Regions from separate parts of the Homo sapiens genome. Here region 1 is linked to region 2. A link is an interaction called in ENCODE POLR2A ChIA-PET data of the cell type or tissue named here. Cell type or tissue: MCF 10A. All regions are shown on one strand. Each heading gives the region's core, and the rest is flanking DNA. Links, peaks and the distances in the headings are about the cores only. Region 1 overlaps LINC02054 (long intergenic non-protein coding RNA 2054). Region 2 overlaps THPO (thrombopoietin).

Evidence for each region. ChIA-PET counts read pairs that join two places held together with the same protein. Peaks named below come from ENCODE experiments on the same cell type or tissue, not always from the same donor. Only the 100,000 strongest peaks of a DNase experiment are listed, where the experiment ranks them.
Region 1: POLR2A ChIA-PET joins it to region 2 with 5 read pairs; 7 of 35 experiments call an interaction of 5 or more read pairs at or near these places.

What each region holds. Positions count from the first base shown.
Region 1 is chr3:184,419,792-184,437,177 of GRCh38, reverse strand. It overlaps LINC02054 (long intergenic non-protein coding RNA 2054), which reads right to left. Exons shown (of 4, transcript NR_161199.1): 2 at 14,046-14,225; 3 at 10,163-10,586. Among named protein-coding and RNA genes, the nearest start is that of LINC02054, 27 kb to the right of the region's middle. In MCF 10A, for the core only: no CTCF peak of the experiment used is centred there; a DNase peak (open chromatin) is centred at 10,177.
Region 2 is chr3:184,369,414-184,372,847 of GRCh38, reverse strand. It overlaps THPO (thrombopoietin), which reads left to right. Exons shown (of 6, transcript NM_000460.4): 6 at 1-913. The coding sequence ends at 335. Among named protein-coding and RNA genes, the nearest start is that of THPO, 7.1 kb to the left of the region's middle. In MCF 10A, for the core only: a CTCF peak has its summit at 1,113 (motif pointing left); a DNase peak (open chromatin) is centred at 1,127.

The DNA.
Region 1 (17,386 bases), core at 8,852-11,351, 55 kb before region 2:
TCACTCCAGCCTGGGTGACACAGCGAGACTCCGTCTTCAAAAAAAAAAAGAAGAAGTTACACACACACACACATACACACACACAAAAGGAATCAAAGCATAGCAATACAAAAAAATAAAACACAAGGGAAGACAGCAAGGGGGAAAAGACAGAAAAAAACCCCACGAGGCTATCAGAAAACAACTAACAAAATGGCAATAGTAAATCCTTTTCTATCAATAATTACTTTAACTGTAAATGTCGGTATGTATCACTATACCCTCTTAGGACTGCTTTTGTTGCATCTCATAAGTTTCACAACTCAACTGACTGGGAAAAAAATGACAACCTAAGCCCAAAGTTAGCAGAAAGAAAGAAATACCAAAGATTAGGGCACAGATAAGATTGAAAAAAGAAAAACAATAGAAAAAAATCGGCCGGGCACGGTGGCTCACACCTGTAATCCCAGCACTTTAGGAGGCTGAGGTGGGCTGATCACCTGTGGTCAGCGGTTCAAGATCAGCCTGACCAACATGGCGAAATCCTATCTCTACTAAAAATACAAAATTAGCCGGGTGTGGTGGCGCATGCCTGTAATCCCAGCTACTTCGGAGGCTGAGGCAGGAGAATCACTTGAACCTGGGAGGCAAATGTTGCAGCGAGCCGAGATCGTGCCATTGCACCCCAGCCTGGGCAACAAAGCAAGACTCCGTCTCAAAAAAAAAAAAAAAAAAAAAAAAAGGAAAGAAAAGAAAAAAATGAACAAAACTAAGAATTAGCTTTTTGAAAAGATAAAGAAAATTGACAAATCTTTGGCTAGACTAACTCAGAAAAAAAGGTAAAACAGTTAAGTGAGATCAGAAAAGAAAGAGGAAACTGTAAAATTCCTAGAAGAAAACACTGAGGAAAATCTTTGTGACATGGATCTTTGCAATGATTTCACAGATATGACACCAAAATCACAGACAACAAAAGCAAATATAAAAAGTGGGACTACATCAAACTAAAAAGCTTCTGCATGGCAAAGAAAAGAATCAAGAATGAAAGGCAACCTATGAAATGAGAGGAAATATTTTCAAACCATATGACTGGTGAGGGGTTAATCTCTAAAAAGTATAAGGAGCCAGGCACGGTGGCTCACGCCTGTAATCCCAACACTTTGGGAGGCCGAGGCAGGAGGATCACCTGAGGTCAGGAGTTCCAGACCAGCCTGGCTAACATGGTGAAACCTCATCTCTACCAAAAATACAACATTAGCCAGGTGTGATGGTGCATACCTGTAATCCCAGCTACCAGGGAGTCTGAGGCAGGAGAATCATATGAACCCAGGAGACAGAGGTTGTAGTGAGCTGAGATTCCAGCCTGGGTGACAAGAGCGAAACTCTGTCTCAAAAATAAAATATAATAAAATAAAAAATATAGGGAACTTCTACAACTCAATAGTTTAGAAAAAACTAATAACCTGATTTTAAAATGGGCTAATGATTTGAATAGACATTTCTACGAAGAAGACATATAAATGGCCAACAAGTATATGAAAAAATGTTCAATCCCTAATTGAGCACTAATCATCACTAATCATCTGGGAAAGGCAAATCAAAACAGCAATAAGCTATCACCTCACACCTATGAGGATGGCTATTACCAAAAACATAAAAGACAAGTGTTGGCCGGGTGTGATGGCTCATGCCTGTAATCCCAGCACTTTGGGAGGCCAAGGTGGGCGGATCATGAGGTCAGGAGATCGAAACCATCCTGACGAACACAGTGAAACCCCGTCTCTACTAAAAATACAAAAAATTAGCTGGGCATGGTGGCGGGCGCTTGTAGTCCCAGCTCGGGAGGCTGAGGCAGGAGAATGGTGTGAACCTGGGAGGCGGAGCTTGCAGTGAGCCGAGATCATGCTACTGCACTCCAGCCTGGGTGACAGAGCGAGACTCTGTCTCAAAATAAAATAAAATAAAATAAAAAGACAAGTGTTAGTAAGGTTGTAGAAAAATCAGAACTCTTGCACACAGTTGATGGTAATGCAAAATGTTGCAGGTGCAGCCACTATGAAAAACAGTATGGAGGTTTCTCAAAATATTAGAACTAGAACCGCCATATAATCCAGCATCCTACTTCTGGATATTTACCCAGAGGAATTGAGATCGGGATCTTAAAGAGATATTAGCACTCTTACGTTCACTGCAGCACTATTCACAATAGGCAAGATGTAGAAACAACCTTAATGTCTATTGACAGATGAATATATGAGGAGAATGTGGTATATACATATAGTGAAATACTATTAAACCTTTAAAAAGAAGGACATTCTGGCCGGGCACAGTGGCTCACGCCTGTAATCCCAACACTTTGGGAGGCCGAGGCAGGTGGATCATGAGGTCAGGAGTTCGAGACCAGCCTGGACAATATGGTGAAACCCCATCTCTACTAAAAATACAAAAATTAGCCAGGCGTGGTGGCGCATGCCTGTAGTCCAAGCTACTCAGGAGGCTGAGGCAGAAGAATCACTTGAACCTGGAGGCGGAGGTTGCAGTGAGCCGAGATCACACCACTGCACTCCAGCCTGGGTGACAGAGTGAGACTCCATCTCAAAAAAAAAAAAAAAAAAAAAAAAAAGGACATTCTTCAATATGTGACAAAATGGATAAAGCTTGAGGACATTAGGCTAAGTGAAAAAAAATCCTGTCACAGGACAAACTGCATGATTCCACTTATATGAGATGTCTAAAATGGTGAAATTTATGGAATCTAAGAGTGGAATGGCAGTTACCAGGGACTGGGGACTTACTAACCAGTAGGCATCAGGGTTCAGTCAAGCGAGATGAATAAGCTCTAGAGATCTGCTGTGCAACATCGAATCTCTAGTCAACAGTTAGGTACTGCACACTTAGAAATTAGTTAAGGGGAGAGATCTAATATTAAGTCTTCTATGACAAATTTTTTCTTTTTTTAAAAAGAAGGAGGTTAGAAAACAAATTTTTTTTAAACAAATGGAGGTGGAGGTTAGACGGCCAGCGTGGTGGCTCACGTCTGTAATCCCAACACTTTGGGAGGCTGAAGCGGGTGGATCACCTGAGGTTGGGAGTTCAAGACCAGCCTGACCAATATGGAGAAACCCCGTCTCTACTAAATATACAAAATTAGCTGGGCATGATGGTGGGTGCCTGTAATCCCAGCTACTCGGGAGGCTGAGGCAGGAGAATCGCTTGAACTGGGGAGGCGGAGGTTGCAGTGAGCCGAGATCATGCCATCGCACTCCAGCCTGGATGACAAGAGCAAAAACTCCATCTCAAAAAAAAAAAATGTAGGTGAAGGATATGAACAGACACGTCTCAAAAGAAGACATTTATGCGGCCAACAAACATATGAAAAAAAGCTCATCATCACTGGTCATTAGAGAAATGCAAATCAAAACCACAATGAGATACCTTCTCATGCCAGTTAGAATGGCGATCATTAAAAAGTCTGGAAGCAACAGATGCTGGTGAGGATGTGAAGTAATAGGAAGGCTTTTACACTGTTGGTGGGAGTGTAAATTAGTTCAATCACTGTGGAAGACAGTGTGGAAATACCTCAAGGATCTAGAACCAGAAATACCATTTGACCCAGCAATCCCATTACTGGGTATATACCCAAAGGAATATGAATCATTCTACTATAAAGACACATGCACACATACTTTTTTGCAGCATTATTTACAATAGCAAAGACTTGGAACCAACCCAAATGCCCATCAATGATAGACTGGATAAAGAAAATGTGGTACATATACACCATGGAATACTATGCAGCCATAAAAAAGAATGAGCTCATGTCCTTTGCAGGGACCTGGATGAAGCTGTAAACCATCATCTTCAGCAAACTAACGCAGGAACAGAAAACCAAACACCACATTTTCTCACTCATAAGTGGGAGTTGAACAATGAGAACACATGGACACAGGGAGGGGAACATCACACACCACGGCCTGTTGGTGGGTGGGGGGAAAGGGGAGGGAGAGCATTAGGACAAATATCTAATGCATGTGGGGCTTAAAACCTAGATGATGGGTTGATAGGTGCAGCAAACCACCATGGCACATGTATACCTATGTAACAAACCTGCATGTTCTGCACATGTATCCCAGAACTTAAAGTAAAATTTAAAAAAAAAATGACCATATCATTTTGCATACCCTTGAGCAGTATTTCAGAGTTCCTGTGACCATTTCTTTGTATTGTTCATTTTTTAAATTATTATCTTGGACATTCTAATAAGCATATAGCTATGTGTGTGTGTGTGTGTGTGTGTGTATGTGTGTGTGTGTATATATGAGGTAGACCATTTCTTTCTTTTTTTTGAGATGGAGTCTCACTCTGTCACCCAGGCTGGAGTGCAGTGGTGCAATCTCGGCTTTCTACAACCTCTGCCTCCCAGGTTCAAGTGATTCTCCTGCCTCAGCCTCCTCAGTAGCTGGGATTACAGGCATGAGCCACAACACCTGGCTAATTTTTGTATTTTTAGTAGAGACAGGGTTTCACCATATCGGTCAGGATGGTCTCAAACTCCTGACCTTGTGATCTGCCCCCCTCGGCCTCACAAAGTGCTGGGATTACAGGCGTGAGCCACTGCGCCTGGCCGGCTTCATTTCTTCCTAACATCTTCACATAGACAGACAAAAGAGGGGACAAAGTCTTAACAAAAATGGTTTTGTAAACACAAACACTGACCAGTGACTATTTTAACAATATGATAAAAACAGTATTATAAAAGGAAAACAAAAAAGAGGTTAGATAAAAAGAATTACTGAGCTGGAAAATTGAGCTGAGAGACCCTTCTGGAATGCAGCATGAGAAAAGAAAAATATAAATTAATATATTTAAGAGATATGAAAAATACATTCTGAAGTTCCAACATCCCTCTAATGGATGTTCCAGAAGAAGAAAACAGAATAGAATTTTTTAAATGTTAAAGTTACAAAATAGAACAGCAAATAATATAATACTATGTTACCACCAATCAATACTGACAATTTATTGTTTTACTACATGTGCTTCAATTAATTTTTTTTTTTCATGAGACCGAGTCTCACTCTGTCACCCAGGCTGGAGTGCGGTAGCATGATCTCGGCTCACTGAAACCTCCACCTCCTGGGATCAAGCGATTCTCGTGCCTCAGCCTCCCATATAGCTGGGGTTACAGATGCACACCACCATGCCCAGCTAATTTTTGAGTTTTTAGTAGAGACAGGGCTTCACCATGTTGGCCAGGCTGGTCTCGAACTCCAGACCTCAGGTGATCCTCCTGCCTTGGCCTCCCAAAGTGCTGGGATTACAGGCATGAACCACTGTGCCCAGCTCAATTAATGTTTTAAAAGAAATAAAACATTACAAACAAGGCTAATGGTCTTACTGACCCCAATCTCCTCCCTTTCCCTTAGGGCAGCAACCACCATCATAAATTTGTATATACTTTTCCAATACAATACACAGTATAAGAATGTATATAATATATATGATGCCTTTGTATGTGGCTTTAAGTAATAACATACTGTATGTAGGGTTCTGCAACTAGCTATTTTCACTCAGCACTATAAGTTTTGGCTTTCTCCACATTTATAAACAGCCAGTTAATTTCTGCACACTGCTATAGAACATTTCACTGTACAACTAACTATACCACATTTTTATATAGTGCTTTATTTATAGATGGACTTATGCAGTAGTTCCAAATTTTTACCATCACGAAACAATGAAACAATATAATAATAGTACATATTGCCTTCTGCACATAGATGAAGGTTTCTCCAAGTGTATATCTAGAAAAATTACAAAATGATAGGATTTGCACATTTCCTATTTTACTAGATTCTGCCAAATTACTCTTCTATTTATACTTCCACGAGCAGTATACAGCTCTTCCTATTTTCCTTATCCTCACCAATACTTATTATTTTCAGACTTTTTAGCTTTTCCAATTTCATAGGTGAGAAATTATACCTCACTATAATTTTAATTTGCATGACCCTGATTTCTGCTAAGGCTGATTATCCTTCACGGTCTATTAGACATTTGGGACACTTTTTCTGTGAACTTCCTCTTTAACTCTTTTTTCTATTGCATTTATATAGTCTTTTCTCATACACAAGTTTTTAATTTTTATATAGTCAAATTTATCAACCTGACAAGCCATATATATATATAATGTGTATATATATATATAATGTATATATATATAATGTATATATATATAATGTGTATATATATATACACACACATTTTTTTTTTTTTTTTGAGACAGAGTCTTGCTCTGTCACCCAGGCTGGAGTGCAGTGGCCCCATCTCAGATCACCACAAGCTCCGCCTCCCAGGTTCACGCCATTCTCTTGCTTCAGCCTCCCGAGTAGCTGAGACTACAGGCGCCCACCACCACGTCCAGCTAATTTTTTGTATTTTTAGTAAAGATGGGGTTTCACCGTGTTAGTCTCGATCTCCTGACCTCATGATCCATCCGCCTCAGCCTCCCAAAGTGCTGGGATTACAGGCGTGAGCCACCACGCCTGGCCCGAGTGATATAGTTTTTAAAGAATAGATGAATAGGCCAGGCGTGCTGGCTCAAGGCTGTGATCCCAACACTTTGGGAAGCCAAGAAAGGAGAATCCCTTGAGGCCAGAAGTTCAAGACAAGCCTGGGCAACACAGCAAGACCTCATTTCTACAAAAAAAAAACAAAACGCTGGGTGTGGTGGCTTGTGCCTGTAATCCCAGCTACTTGGGAGGCTGAGGTGGGAGGATTGCTTGAGCCTGGGAGGTTGAGGCTGCAGTGACCCATGATGGCGCCACTGCACTCCAGCCTGGGTGACAGAGTGAGACCCATTCTCAAAAAACAAAAAGAATAAATGAATATTTCTCAAACCCAAAGAAAAATGCGAGTCTTTAGAATTGAGAGGGTGCACTTGATGTTAAGCAGGATGAATGCAATAAACATCCATTGAGATGCAGTGTAGTGAAATTTCAGAATATGATTGAGAGTTTTTTGTGTTTGAGGCACAGGTTGTGCTTGTTTTTGCAGTGAGGCCCAGAAGAGAGACAGTGAGCTCTCTGGGCACTGGGAAAATCTAGCAAGGAAACCAGGAAGGTCTTGAGCATTCACAGGTCTTGAGCTGTCGATCGTGGCTGCTTTACAACTCACCAGGCTCCTTGAGACATTCCTGGAAACAGAATTCTGGAGACTCATTATTCGGAGCACGGATGGAAACATTTTGTTGTTACTGCTGTTTTGTTTTGTCTAACACAATAACTAGCAATGGAGAGGTTGCAAAGCATTGTTTACATATTTGGATGAATCATTAGAAACTGCTATTTTTGTAGAGTAAAAAATGGTTGAATGTTAGGGATTTCTAGGGTTGAACCTAATAGATAATTTTATTACATACTCTTAACCCTATGAGATACACATTATTACTATCAACTGTTTTACAGATGACCAGCTAGTAGGGCAGAGAGCTTAAGTCTGTCCATGGGGCCACATGACTTCTAAGAGGCAGAAGCCAGCCTGCCTGGTTCCATCTCCTGGCCTGATTCTTGGGTAGCACTGCCGCTGTCTGGAACAGAGAAAAAAACATGGCATGTTCTTCTCTCTCTCAGGATAGTATCCATCAGGGAGGTTATCTGACTTCTTTGTTTTTGTTTTTGAGACGGAGTTTTGCTCTGTTGCCCAGGCTGGAGTGCAATGGCGCGATCTTGGCTCACAACAACCTCCGCCTCCCGGGTTCAAGTGATTCTCCTGCCTCAGCCTCCTGAGTAGCTAGGATTACAGGCTCCCACTGCCATGGCTAATTTTTGTATTTTTAGTAGGGACAGGGTTTCACCATGTTGGCCAGGCTGGTCTTGAGCTCCTGACCTCAGGTGATCTGCCCGCCTCAGCCTCCCAAAGTGCTGGGATTACAGGTGTGAGCCACCACACCCGGCCCATCTGACTTCTAGGGAAATTAGGCTCAAGATAATCAGTGGTAAGAAGTGGCGTTTGCTAAGAGAACTTGACCTTGATATTCAGACAAACATCCTTCAAGGAATAATCTATGAGCTAGAGAAAGAGTAGTCTGTGAACCAAAGACCATCAGGTGACTGGGGCAGTGAAACAAAGAGCTATTGCTGTGCGTGTCCCAGCTGCCAAGCTGCTGAGCCTTAAGTAACCAGTGTGCTATTTCTTTGCACCATAATTATTCAGAATAGGACACCCTCCCCAGCCTGGATGCCAATTTCAGCAGGCCTGAGATTTTTCTGCTCATGCTTAGAATAGTCTGTGGTTGCTTTTAGTTGCAAACGCAGTCTCAAGCCAGAAATTGGAACTTTAATGTGAGGTATTCATCAAAACTCTGAGCTTATTTTTACCTTACATCCTTCTCTCTTCCCCCAGCTTGTGCCTGGCCAGCTGGGAACCTCCAGTGGACACAATGGAGAGGGCTTTGTCTTCTCTCTCGTTCCACTTGGCCTCCCCGAGCCAGTTACCATAGAATTGGCTTCAGACTGTCTTGGCAGGCAGATGTTAAATTTTGCCTCTTTTTCATGGAGTGATTTTACACCCCCTCCACTCAAGTTACCGGCTGAGTGCCGCCTCAGCCTTTCTCCCAAAATCCTCTTTTATCTATGGATGTGTCTCAAGTCCAATCTCATTTCGGGTGGTCATCTGAGACCCCATCCTCAGCCCATGGGCATTCAGTTCCAACCTTCTCCCGCTAGGATCCCTCTACATAGACTCAAGACAGGGAGTCCTTGCAGGCTCTCTCTGCCACAGGACCTACGTCTGTTCAGAAGAAACTCTCCTGCCTCCCTACCCCAGAAAAAACTCTGAGGGTGCAGGCTGGTCCCAGTGAGGTGGCAGCAGCCCCACCAGAGCAGCTGGTGAGCCCTCCTGTCACCTTCCAGATTTCCCAGGTGAAACTAGACCCCAGGCCACCCCGCTCCCCAGTTGTAGGGGTCTCATGTTAGGCTCTGTTTTTTCTTTTTCTTTTTTGAGACGGAGTCTCACTCTGTCATCCGGGCTGGAGTGCAGTGGCGCAATCTCAGCTCACTGCAACCTCCGCCTCCTGGGTTCAAGTGATTCTCCTGCCTCAGCCTCCCGAGTAGCTGGGATTACAGGTGCCTGCCACCATGCCCAGCTGATTTTTTTATTTTTAGTAGAGATGGGGTTTCACCATGTTGGCCAGGCTGGTCTAGAATTCCTGACCTCATGATCCGCCTGGCTTGGCCTCCCAAAGTGCTGGGATTACAGGCGTGTGCCACCGCACCTAGCTAATTTTTGTATTTTTAGTACCGATGGGGTTTCACCATGTTGGCCAGGCTGGTCTCGAACTCCTGACCTCATGATCTGCCCGGCTTGGCCTCCCAAAGTGCTAGGATTACAGGTGTGAGCCACCACACCTGGCCTCATGTTAGACTCTTAAAGAAGCTGCCCCACAGACACTCACCCTTACCAAGTGTGAGGTAAGGGAGCAGGAGCTCACCTGTCCCCAGGATGGGACTCACAGCACAGCTTTCTTCAAGGACGTCCGCCATACAACATCCTCCCATCACCTGTCTGTCTACATTTTCAGTGTCTCAAAGTGGGAAAGGGGTTTCAAAGTCTTGGATCAGATTTTTTGGCATTTCCATAGAAAATCTTCCATAAGGTGACTCGGGCTCTCACTTTGGATCTTCACATCTATGGTGCATATTAGTGTCTAGTGGAAATTTTAAGGCCCTATTATTCTATTTATATGCATTGACCTTTTTATCTTCATAAGCTCAGACAACATTTTCCATTTTTAAGATGAGAATAATTCATCTCTGAGGGCCCAGAGAGGTAAGGCCAAGGTCACCCAACTGGCCAGTGATGAAGCTGGGATTCCAACCAGGTCTATCTGGCATCCTCTGGGAGGTGCATGCTCAAGCCCAAGAATCTGAGGACACATAGAGAAGTGTGTCTCTCGCTTGAGGGCCCAGACCCTGGGTGACTATGAGAGGCTCCGTGCTACTTAGAGCTGATCTATGTCAGCTCCTATGGCTTGTCATTGCCCACTTCCCCACAGGACACGTTCTGGGACCTAGTTTCAGAGAGCGGGCTGGGAAGACGAGATCGATAATTCTGCCCTTCTGGCAAGAGCCCCATCTGGATGTGACTTTCAGCTCAAAAGAGTGCGCCAGGACGGCTGACTCACCTGGTCTAGCATCCAAGCCAAACACTGGGAGGAAAGGGCTCAGTTCAGCCAAGACTGTGACTGCAGAAGAACGGGGATCCTGCGCTGGGATCCCAGCCATGCCCTCGCCTTGGTGTTTTCTCAGTCTGTGTGGGCCTCCTTTTCTCCATAACTTCTGCGAGCTATGGTAGCAAGGCATGCCAGGGCTTCCACAGGTGGTCCAGTGCCACACAGGAAGGTGTTGAGAGGTGCGAGATGGAGCAACTGACTCAGCTGGTCCCTGCAAGAGGGGGAGGATGTGGCACTGGCCAGCTCCCAAGATGGGCTGCGTTTGGTCTCCAGGGAGGTCCAGTCTGGTGGGCATTTCCAACATAAGCGGTTGGGCAAGAAGCCAGGGTCCATCCACAATGGAATGTCCACCAAACATCCTGATGCGCAGCAAACACTGAATGAAATGGAAAAAGATTTACAAGATTTACAATACATTATTAAGATTTACAATACATTATTAAGATTTACAATACATTATTAAGTGAAGGGCCTGGACAGCAGGAGCCCATCTTCATCAAAGCAGTGATCTTGCTTCTGGAGAACAGGCCTGAAAGGTAAAGGCGCAGCCTGGGTGCTTGGCTCCATCGATTCCTGTGGGTTCTTCGAAGGGTCAAAGAGGGTCCCAAGGCTGACCCACAGGTATGGGGGCAGGACAAAGTCCAGCCCCTTCCCCTTCTTGCAGTCATAGCCACTCACCTCCATCTCTCCTATATCCTCTCTCAGGGACCTGCGGGCTGGTCTTCTACATGCTCTAAACACAAAGGGAGTCTTCATACCCCACACCATTTTCCTCAGACAACTGGGCCACTCACTGGGCACCCATCTGCTACATGCTCCCCTCAGTGATGCCAGGAGGCCCTACTCCCACCCCACCCCCAGCTTCTGGGTCTGTTTATTTTGACTCTTAACCTCTCCATCAGAAGGAAGGACTGACCTCTCTCTGTTATGCATATACACTTGCATATGGATTCTTAAAGAAAGTTCTGGAAAGAGGCCTGGCATGGTGGCTCGTGCCTGTAATCCCAGAACTTTGGGAAGCCAAGGCGGGTGGATCACCTGAGGTCAGCAGTTCGAGACCAGCCTGTCCAACATTGTGAAACCCCATCTCTACTAAAAATACAAAATTAGCCCGTGTGGTGGCACGTGCCTGTAATCCCAGCTACTCGGGAGTCTGAGACAGGAGAATCGCTTGAACTGGGGAGGTGGAGGCTTCAGTGAGCCAGGATCTTGCCACTGCACTCCAGCGTGGGTAAGACAGAGCAAGACTCTATCTCGGAAAAAAAAAAGTTCTGGAAAGAAACACAGCAAAATGTTAAGAGTGGTTGTGACAAGGGATTGATATTAAAATACTCTTGTTTTCTTTTATCACTACCTGTGTTTTCTACAATAAATGTGTTCCTTCTCTACGTTACCAAAGAAATCAAACCCATTGCCCTGAACTGCCTCAAATTCCTACTGCTTTCTCCCCCTCCCTCCCTGAAGTCCACAACCGTCTCTGAACCCACATCCATCCCTCCCTCTAGAATCAGAGCCTGAGGCAAACTCTCCATCTGTGTTCTCACTGCCTCTCACCGTGTCCTTGCTCTACCTGCTATGTAAAACTCATCTCCGAATACATCGCAGAGTTGTCAGGAGTAAGACTTGTGAATTCTTCATGTAGTACCTTATCAATACAAAGAGCTCGGCTGGGCACAGTGGCTCATGCCTGTAATCCCAGCACTTTGGGAGGCCGAGGTGGGCAGATCACCTGAGGTCAGGAGTTCAAGACCAGCCTGGCCAACATGGTGAAACCCCATCTCTACTAAAAAAAAATACAAAAATTAGCCGGGCATGGTGGTGTGCACCTGTAGTCCCAGCTACTTGGGAAGCTGAGGCAGGAGAATCGCTTGAACCCGGGAGGCAGAGGCTGCAGTGAGCCAAGATCACACCACTGCACTCCAGCCTGGGTGACAGGGTGAGACTTCATCTCAAAAAAAAAAAAGAAAAAGAAAAGAGAAAGAGCTCAATACATGGTAATGATGGTAATTACTTCACTTCTCAGTGCCTCTGTTTCCTCAACTGTAAAATTAGGTGATTACAGCACCTACCTCATAGGATTGTTAGAAAGAATAAATGAGGCTGGGTGCTGTGGCTCACGCCTGTAATTCCAGCACTTTGGGAGGCTGAGGCAGGTAGATTGCTTGAGGTCAGGAGTTTGAGACCAGCCTGGCCAACATAGTGAAACCCTGTCTCTACTAAACATACAAAAATTAAGCCGGGCGCGGTGGCTCACGCCTGTAATCCCAGCACTTTCGGAGGCCAAGGTGGGCAGATCACCTGAGGTCGGGAGTTCGAGACCAGCCTGACCAACATGGAGAAACCCTGTCTCTACTAAAAATACAATATCAGTTGGGCGTGGTGGCACATGCCTGTAATCTCAGCTACTTGGGAAGCTGAAGCGGGAGAATCACTTGAACCCAGGAGGCAGAGGTTGTGGTGAGCTGAGATGGCACCATTGCACTCCAGTCTGGGCAACAAGAGTGAAGCCTCTGTCTCAAAAAAAAATTAATAATAATACAAAAATTAGCCAGGCATGGTGGCAGGCACCTGTAATCCCAGCTACTCAGGAGGCTGAGGCACAAGAATCCCTTGACCTTGGAGGCAGAGGTTGCAGTGAGCTGAGATTGAACCACTGCACTCCAGTCTGGGCAACAGAGCAAGATTCTGTCTCAAAAAAAAAAAAGATTAAATGAGCCAAATGTATGTTAAGTACTTAGAAAAGCTCTCAGCACATAGAAGGGGCTCTGTAAGTGTTTGCTAGCACCAGTATTAGCAGGACTAATCAGTATTGCTGGTATTTGTACATTCTTCCATTTCCTCCAAAACCTTATTCATCCATTATCTCCCCTTTCTCCCACAATTTTTTTTTTTTTTAGAGATAGGGGTCTCACTGTGTTGCCCAGGTTGGTCCCAAACTCCTGGCCTCAAGTGATTCTCCTGGTTTGGCCTCACAAAGTGCTGGGATTACAGGCATGAGCCACCATACCTGGCCTCTCCCACAATTAAATCTGTCTTCAGATTCCTTCTCTTAGTTTATTGAGTCAACTATTTCCTATCCCCCAAATCCACCCCATGATCTCATCGGCCAACCTGTCTCCACCCCTCAAGGCTAGGCATCTGAAAAAAAGTGGGTTTCGAGATTCAGTCTAGCACATTTACTTGGATTTAGCTCACCACCACTGATGACACAGCACAACCTGTTTCTCCTCCCACTTCTCTAATGAAACTCTTCCAGCAAAGGCCACAAGTGACCGCCATTTGCCAAATTCAAAGGACACTTCAGTTTTTATATTTCTTGATCTTTTTTCCTTATCTGACCCCACTGAACTCACTCTCTCCTGAAGCTTTCTTTCCTTGCCTCTCCTGTTCTTCTCCTACTTCTTTGGATTCTCATCTCAGCCTCCTCACCTGAGTTATTTCCCTCTGCCCAGTCCTTACATGTTGATGCTCCCCACGACTCTGTCAGCAGCCTCCTCCTCTCCTCATCCTCCCCACTCTCCCTGGAGAAGCTTATGGATTACCATGCTACTTATCACCTTTCTCCTATAACAATAGAGTTTCCATTTCTAGCCCCAGCTTCTCTCGCAAGCACTAGACCCACATATCCTAGTACAAGCTGGATGTTTACACCTGGAGGTCTCACAGCCCTGTCTAAAATTAGACTGCACTTATCCTCCTAAACGTGCATGTCCTTCTGGGCTCCCTACCTAGATGGTGATGCCATCAACGCCATCCTTCTACTGGGAGGCTCACAAAACATCCTGGACTTCTTCCTCTAATCATGCCTGAAGTCCAGCTGAGCTAATTTCCCTACCTTTGCTTAAACCCATCTGCTTCTTTCCATACAAGTCCATGTCAGATGCAGGCAGTCAAAGAATTGTCTCAGAGTTCATATCCATCCTCCTCCTTTCCTTCTTTCTTTTGCATTTCCCTCTTTCTCCATTCACTCAGTCAGTCAACAAACACAGGTTGAACATCTATACCATGCTAGGCCCTAGAAATATAAAGAGCAAAAAAAGACAATGCCCCTAAGGTCAGGGAGTTCACAATATAGCAGGACAGGGATGTCAAGAACCCTAGAATCATGAAATTTGCACACACAAGGAGCTCAGAGGCCATTCTTTCTTAACTAAGTTACATAAATCTGGATTGTTATTCCTTTTACAATATTTCAAACAAAAAAGTAAAGACACTAACATATCTGACACCCAAGCACCCAACACCCAGCTCTATGGAATTCTGACATTTATCTTTCTCCTGTATGTTTATACTATATAAAATATATGTAACTACATACCCATTACGTTTTCAAACTATATATAAAATGTATCACATTCTGTATGTCATTTTACAAAGTGATACAAAGTGATTTTTTGCTCAACTTTATGTTTTTGAGGTTAGCCACATTTGGATTTCTTCCTTTCCAATTCTTATACCATTTTTCTTATATTATTGCATAGGCTAGGTTCTCCAATGTGGAAAAGACGTGATGAGAACAGCCATCCTTGTTTTACTCCTGAGTTTAAAAGAATGCTTCTGGGCTGGGCGTGGTGGCTCACACCTGTAATCCCAGCACTTCAGAAGGCCAAGGCAGGCAGATCACCTGAGGTCAGGAGTTCAAGACCAGCCTGGCCAATGTGGTGAAACCCCATCTCTACTAAAAATACAAAAACTAGCCAGGTTTGGTGGTGGGTGCCTGTGGTCTCAGCTACTCAGGAGGCTGAGGCAGGAGAATCACTTGAACCCAGGAGGCAAAAGTTACAGTGAGCTGAGATGGCACCACTGCACTCCAGCCTGGGCGACAGAGCAAGACTACATCTCAAAAAAAAAAAAAAAAAAAAGATTTGTGCCATTTGAGTTTGTTTGCTGGTGATTTTTGGTAGATAACCCTTATCATGTTCAAAAAGCTTCCTTTTATTCCAAATTTGGTTAAGTTTTACCATGAATGGATATAATTTTTTATCACATGAATTTTCTGCATCTATTAAGATGATCAATATTTTCTCCTTTAATTTTTTAATATGGTGAGTAGTATTCATAAATTAAGTTAAACATTCTTACATTCTAGTATTAAACTCTAAAAATAGGCTAGTTAATTCATTTTGCTCATATTTTATTTATGACTTTTGTATTTATGTTCATAAGTGAGTGTATCAGTTCTCTATTACTATTGAAATAACAATAACTGATTGAAACAACAATAAAATATGCTGGGAGTGGTGACACATACCTCTAGTCCCAGCTACTCAGGTGGCTGAGGCAGGAGGATCGCTTGCACCCAGGAGGTCAAGGCTGCAGTGAGCCACGATTGTGCCACTGCACTCCAGCCTGGGCGACAGAGTGAGATCCTATCTCAAAAATAATAACAATAATAACAATAATAAACAGGTGGAAGCTGCAATGTCTGTCATCACTTAAGCTGAGATGTCACACACCATTATTTTCTGCACCACCCTACCGGTTACACAGATCAGCCCTATTCATTGTGGAAAGGTGTGACACAAGGGCATGAGCACCAGGAGGTGAGGATCACTGGGGCCAGACCAGAAGCTGGCTCCCACATAAGCCCTGCAGAGTTATTTGAGTTCTAAAAAAACATGAATATGTATATCTTTAATAAAAATGAGAAGTTTAAATGAGTTTTTGGCCAGTCATGGTGGCTCATGCCTGTAAATCCCAGCACTTTGGGAGGCCGAGGAGGGTGGATCACCTGAGGTCAGAAGTTCAAGAACAGCCTGACAAACATGGTGAAACCCCATCTCTACTAAAAATGCAAAAATTAGGCCAGGCACTGTGGCTCACGCCTGTAATGCCAGCACTTTGGGAGGCCAAGGCGGGCGGATCACGAGGTCAGGAGTTTGAGACCATCCTGGCCAACATGGTGAAACCCCGTCTATACTAAAAATACAAAAATTAGCTGGGCATGGTGGTGCGTGCCTATAGTCCCAGCTACTCGGGAGGCTGAGACAGGAGAATTCCTTGAACCCAGGAGGCGGAGGTTGCAGTGAGCCGAGATAGCACCACTGCACTCCTGCCTGGAGACAGAGCAAGACATCGTCTCAAAAAAACAAAAAAAAAAAAAGCAAAAATTAGCCAGGCCTGTCCCAGCCACTCAGGAGGCCAAGGCATGAGAATTGCTTGAACTCGGGAGGCAGAGGTTGCAGTGAGCCGAGATCACAAAACTGCACACCAGCCTGGGTGACAGAGACTCGGTCTCAAAAATAAATAAATAAAAAATAAAGGAGTTTCTGTTGTAGTCAACACTCATTTAAATTTATCAACATGTTTTATCTATTTCTATGCTTAACAGTGTTTCATGTGCTCTCCCCTTTTTTTCTGGTTCATTTTTCTTCCTGAAGTGTATAACCTATAATAATTCTTTAAATGAGGGGCTGCACTTTACATGTATCGAAACGCCCCTTTTGTCTTAAATTTCCACTGTAAGTTAGCTGGGCATAAAAATCCAATTGGCACTTTGAAGATACTACCCCCTCATCCCCAGCCTCAGTCTTTGCTGAGGTCCAGAAATTACTTTTTAAGTAATCTGTCTTTTTCTCAGGTCCATGGTAAGGTTTTATTCTCTTTGCCCTTGATGTTCTGCAATTTCCCCAAGGAAATTTCTCAGCTACTATTTCCTCATGTATTTTTCACTGCCATTCCCTTTATTCTCTTCCTCTGAAACTCCTATTAGACATACATAGCCCTTCATGCAAGCTGTCCTTCATATCTCATAACTGCTTTTATATTTTTTAATCTTTGTGTATTGTATTCATGTTAATTCCTAAGTAATGTCTTCTAACTCAATAATTCTCTTTTTGCATCATTTATTCTGTCTACTGAGCTTTCTTTTAATGAACAAACTTTCTATTTCTAAGATTTCTAATTGATTCTTTTCACATCTACTTGTTCTAGTTTCATTTTGATCTGCCTTCATTTATGTCTTGTTAATTTCCAATGGATATTAAGCCTTCATTTGCCATTTTTGGCATCCTAAACATTTTTAATTCTTTGTAAGACTTTCACAAAATTAATTTAATCTGCAGTGAACTCATATTCCACATGGTGATTCTGTTGACTGCTTTTCTTTCTTGCTTTTTTTTTTTTCTAAAGATGGGATTTCACTATGTTGGCCAGGCTGGTCTTGAACTCCTGACC
Region 2 (3,434 bases), core at 1-2,500:
TCCCCGGATACCTGAACAGGATACACGAACTCTTGAATGGAACTCGTGGACTCTTTCCTGGACCCTCACGCAGGACCCTAGGAGCCCCGGACATTTCCTCAGGAACATCAGACACAGGCTCCCTGCCACCCAACCTCCAGCCTGGATATTCTCCTTCCCCAACCCATCCTCCTACTGGACAGTATACGCTCTTCCCTCTTCCACCCACCTTGCCCACCCCTGTGGTCCAGCTCCACCCCCTGCTTCCTGACCCTTCTGCTCCAACGCCCACCCCTACCAGCCCTCTTCTAAACACATCCTACACCCACTCCCAGAATCTGTCTCAGGAAGGGTAAGGTTCTCAGACACTGCCGACATCAGCATTGTCTCGTGTACAGCTCCCTTCCCTGCAGGGCGCCCCTGGGAGACAACTGGACAAGATTTCCTACTTTCTCCTGAAACCCAAAGCCCTGGTAAAAGGGATACACAGGACTGAAAAGGGAATCATTTTTCACTGTACATTATAAACCTTCAGAAGCTATTTTTTTAAGCTATCAGCAATACTCATCAGAGCAGCTAGCTCTTTGGTCTATTTTCTGCAGAAATTTGCAACTCACTGATTCTCTACATGCTCTTTTTCTGTGATAACTCTGCAAAGGCCTGGGCTGGCCTGGCAGTTGAACAGAGGGAGAGACTAACCTTGAGTCAGAAAACAGAGAAAGGGTAATTTCCTTTGCTTCAAATTCAAGGCCTTCCAACGCCCCCATCCCCTTTACTATCATTCTCAGTGGGACTCTGATCCCATATTCTTAACAGATCTTTACTCTTGAGAAATGAATAAGCTTTCTCTCAGAAATGCTGTCCCTATACACTAGACAAAACTGAGCCTGTATAAGGAATAAATGGGAGCGCCGAAAAGCTCCCTAAAAAGCAAGGGAAAGATGTTCTTCGAGGGTGGCAATAGATCCCCCTCACCCTGCCACCCCAAACAAAAAAGCTAACAGGAAGCCTTGGAGAGCCTCACACCCCAGGTAAGGCTGTGTAGACAGTTCAGTAAAGACAGGACCTGGATGTGACAGCTGAGCAAACAGCTAGAGCTTTGGCAGCTCAGCAGGAGGCTTTGCCAGGCATGGACGCCTGCCTCCCTCCTGTGGAGGTCAGGAGGAAGTGCAGGAAGTGGCATGAGTCAGGCTCCTTGAGCTCACACAGCAGGAGAACAAGTACAAGTCAAGTACAAGTTGAAGGCTCATTTCCCAGTTCCCGCAAATGCATCTAAAAAGCAGCTCTGTGTGACCACCATAAACTCTGCTAGGGGATCTCTAAAAAGGAGTCAGGCTTATGGGGCTTTGCAAATAAGTGCTGCCTTGGTGCTCAGGAAAAGGTTTGTGTTGCACAAAAACACAAATTCCACTGCAAAAATCAACCTGCTACCTCCAGAGGTTCCTGTAGGAAAACTAGTGGAAGCTTCTTCCTCTCCCCGACCCCTGAGGAAGGAAAGGCTACCACGGAGGTAGAGGAGCCAGGAACCCAGAAACCCAAACACTGCCACAAATACCCCAGGGTCACCAAAGGCATTCCAAAGCAGCAGAATGAAAGGCAATGTGCTAGGAACCTCGTGTACTTTACCTTTTGTAACATTCACACAACTCTGTAAGGTAGGTATTATCTTTTCTGTTTTAGAGATGAGGAAACTGAGGCTCAGAGAAGCCAGGTGAGTTATCAGTGGTTACACGCCCTGTGGGCAGGAGAAGAAACACCCTAGTCTGACCTCACTCTAGGGTCCATACTCTCTCCAGTGTGGTACACTGTCCTATATGTCATTTAATGATTCTGTTTACTGGGAAAGACATACAAGTCCTTAAGGAGTAACAGTTAGAGTTTTGAGGCCGGGCGCGGTGGCTCACGCCTGTAATCCCAGCACTTTGGGAGGCCAAGGCAGGCGGATCACAAGGTCAGGAGATCAAGGCCATCCTGGCCAACACGGTGAAACCCTGCCTTTACTAAAAATATGAAAAATTAGCCGAGTGTGGTGGCAAGCGCCTGTAGTCTTGAACCCGGGAGATGGAGGTTGCAGTGAGCCAAGATCGCGCCACTGCACTCCAGCCTGGGCAACAGAGTGAGACTCCATCTCAAAAAAAAAAAAGAGTTCTGAGTAGAAAACCAAAGTTCTTAGTGGAGGTGACCAATTTAGACATCTTCCCATGTCCCTCTCTCCCTTCACGGACAGAATAGTTTTCCTAGAGAAGGAATCAACAAATGCACAAAGCTCAAAAATGTTGTCCAAATCTCAAATGCTGTCAGTTTCTGCATGGAAGAGAAGTAGTTCATTCATACTACAAATTCCAGCATGCAGTCAAGGGAATGTTAAGTGGAAACTAACTTACTGACATATTGAGCTGGGTTAAATTTAATAATCAAATGAAACACTTTATAGCACATGAAAGTGCCAGCACCTAGGACACGATACACCAATAGAACCAGAGAATGATGGGTTCCCAGCACAGACAGATGAGAGACAAGAATGGCAAAACTTTAGGGCCAGGTATGGTGGCTCACACCCAGCACTTTGGGAGGCCGAGGCAGGCGGATCACCTGAGGTCGGGAGTTCGAGACCAGCCTGACCAACATGGAGAAACTCCATCTCTACTAAAAAATACAAAATTAGCTGGGCATGGTGGTGCATCACCTGAGGTTGGGAGTTTGAGACTGGCCTGACCAACATGGAGAAACCTCGTCTCTACTAAAAATACAAAATTAGCTGAGCATGGTGGCACATGCCTGTAATCCCAGCTACTCGGAAGGCTGGGGCAGGAGAATCGCTTGAACCCGGGAGGCAGAAGTTGTGGTGAGCCGAGATCGCGCCATTGCACTCCAGCCTGGACAACAAGAGCGAAACTCCATTTCAAAAAAAAGAAAAAAAGAAATAGAATGTCAAAACTGCAAATGTCACCAGAAACTTCCAGGCATCTGGTATTGGTATGTGACTTACTCCACTTGTGGGCAAATGCGAGTAACTCATGGGCTTCTCCAGTGTGAACTTACCTGCCCTATTACAAATCTAACCCATTCCCAAATCAGTCTGGTTGGTCCCATCCCTTCTTCCCACTAACACAAAAAAACAATTACAACCAGAACACTCCTATCCCTATTCAATGCTCTACCAGTTCTCTTTCTTCTGCTACCCCAAGACCGCCAGGACAGTCTATGATAACCTACACACTATTACTTGTAATTCGTTTGTCTCACTCTCATTTGTCGTTCTCCAACCCCACAAAAAAACCCACCCCATGGAAAGGTTCTAGGATTTCATAAAAATTCATCCCAACTCCCTCCCCCTACTCTACCCATAGTAAGGTAAAAGAAACACCTCTTCCTCCTCCCTGCTGAGGCCATTCATTTTCAACCCATTTCCCTAAATACTATTTCTAACACCTCACATGAAGATCCGAAAATGA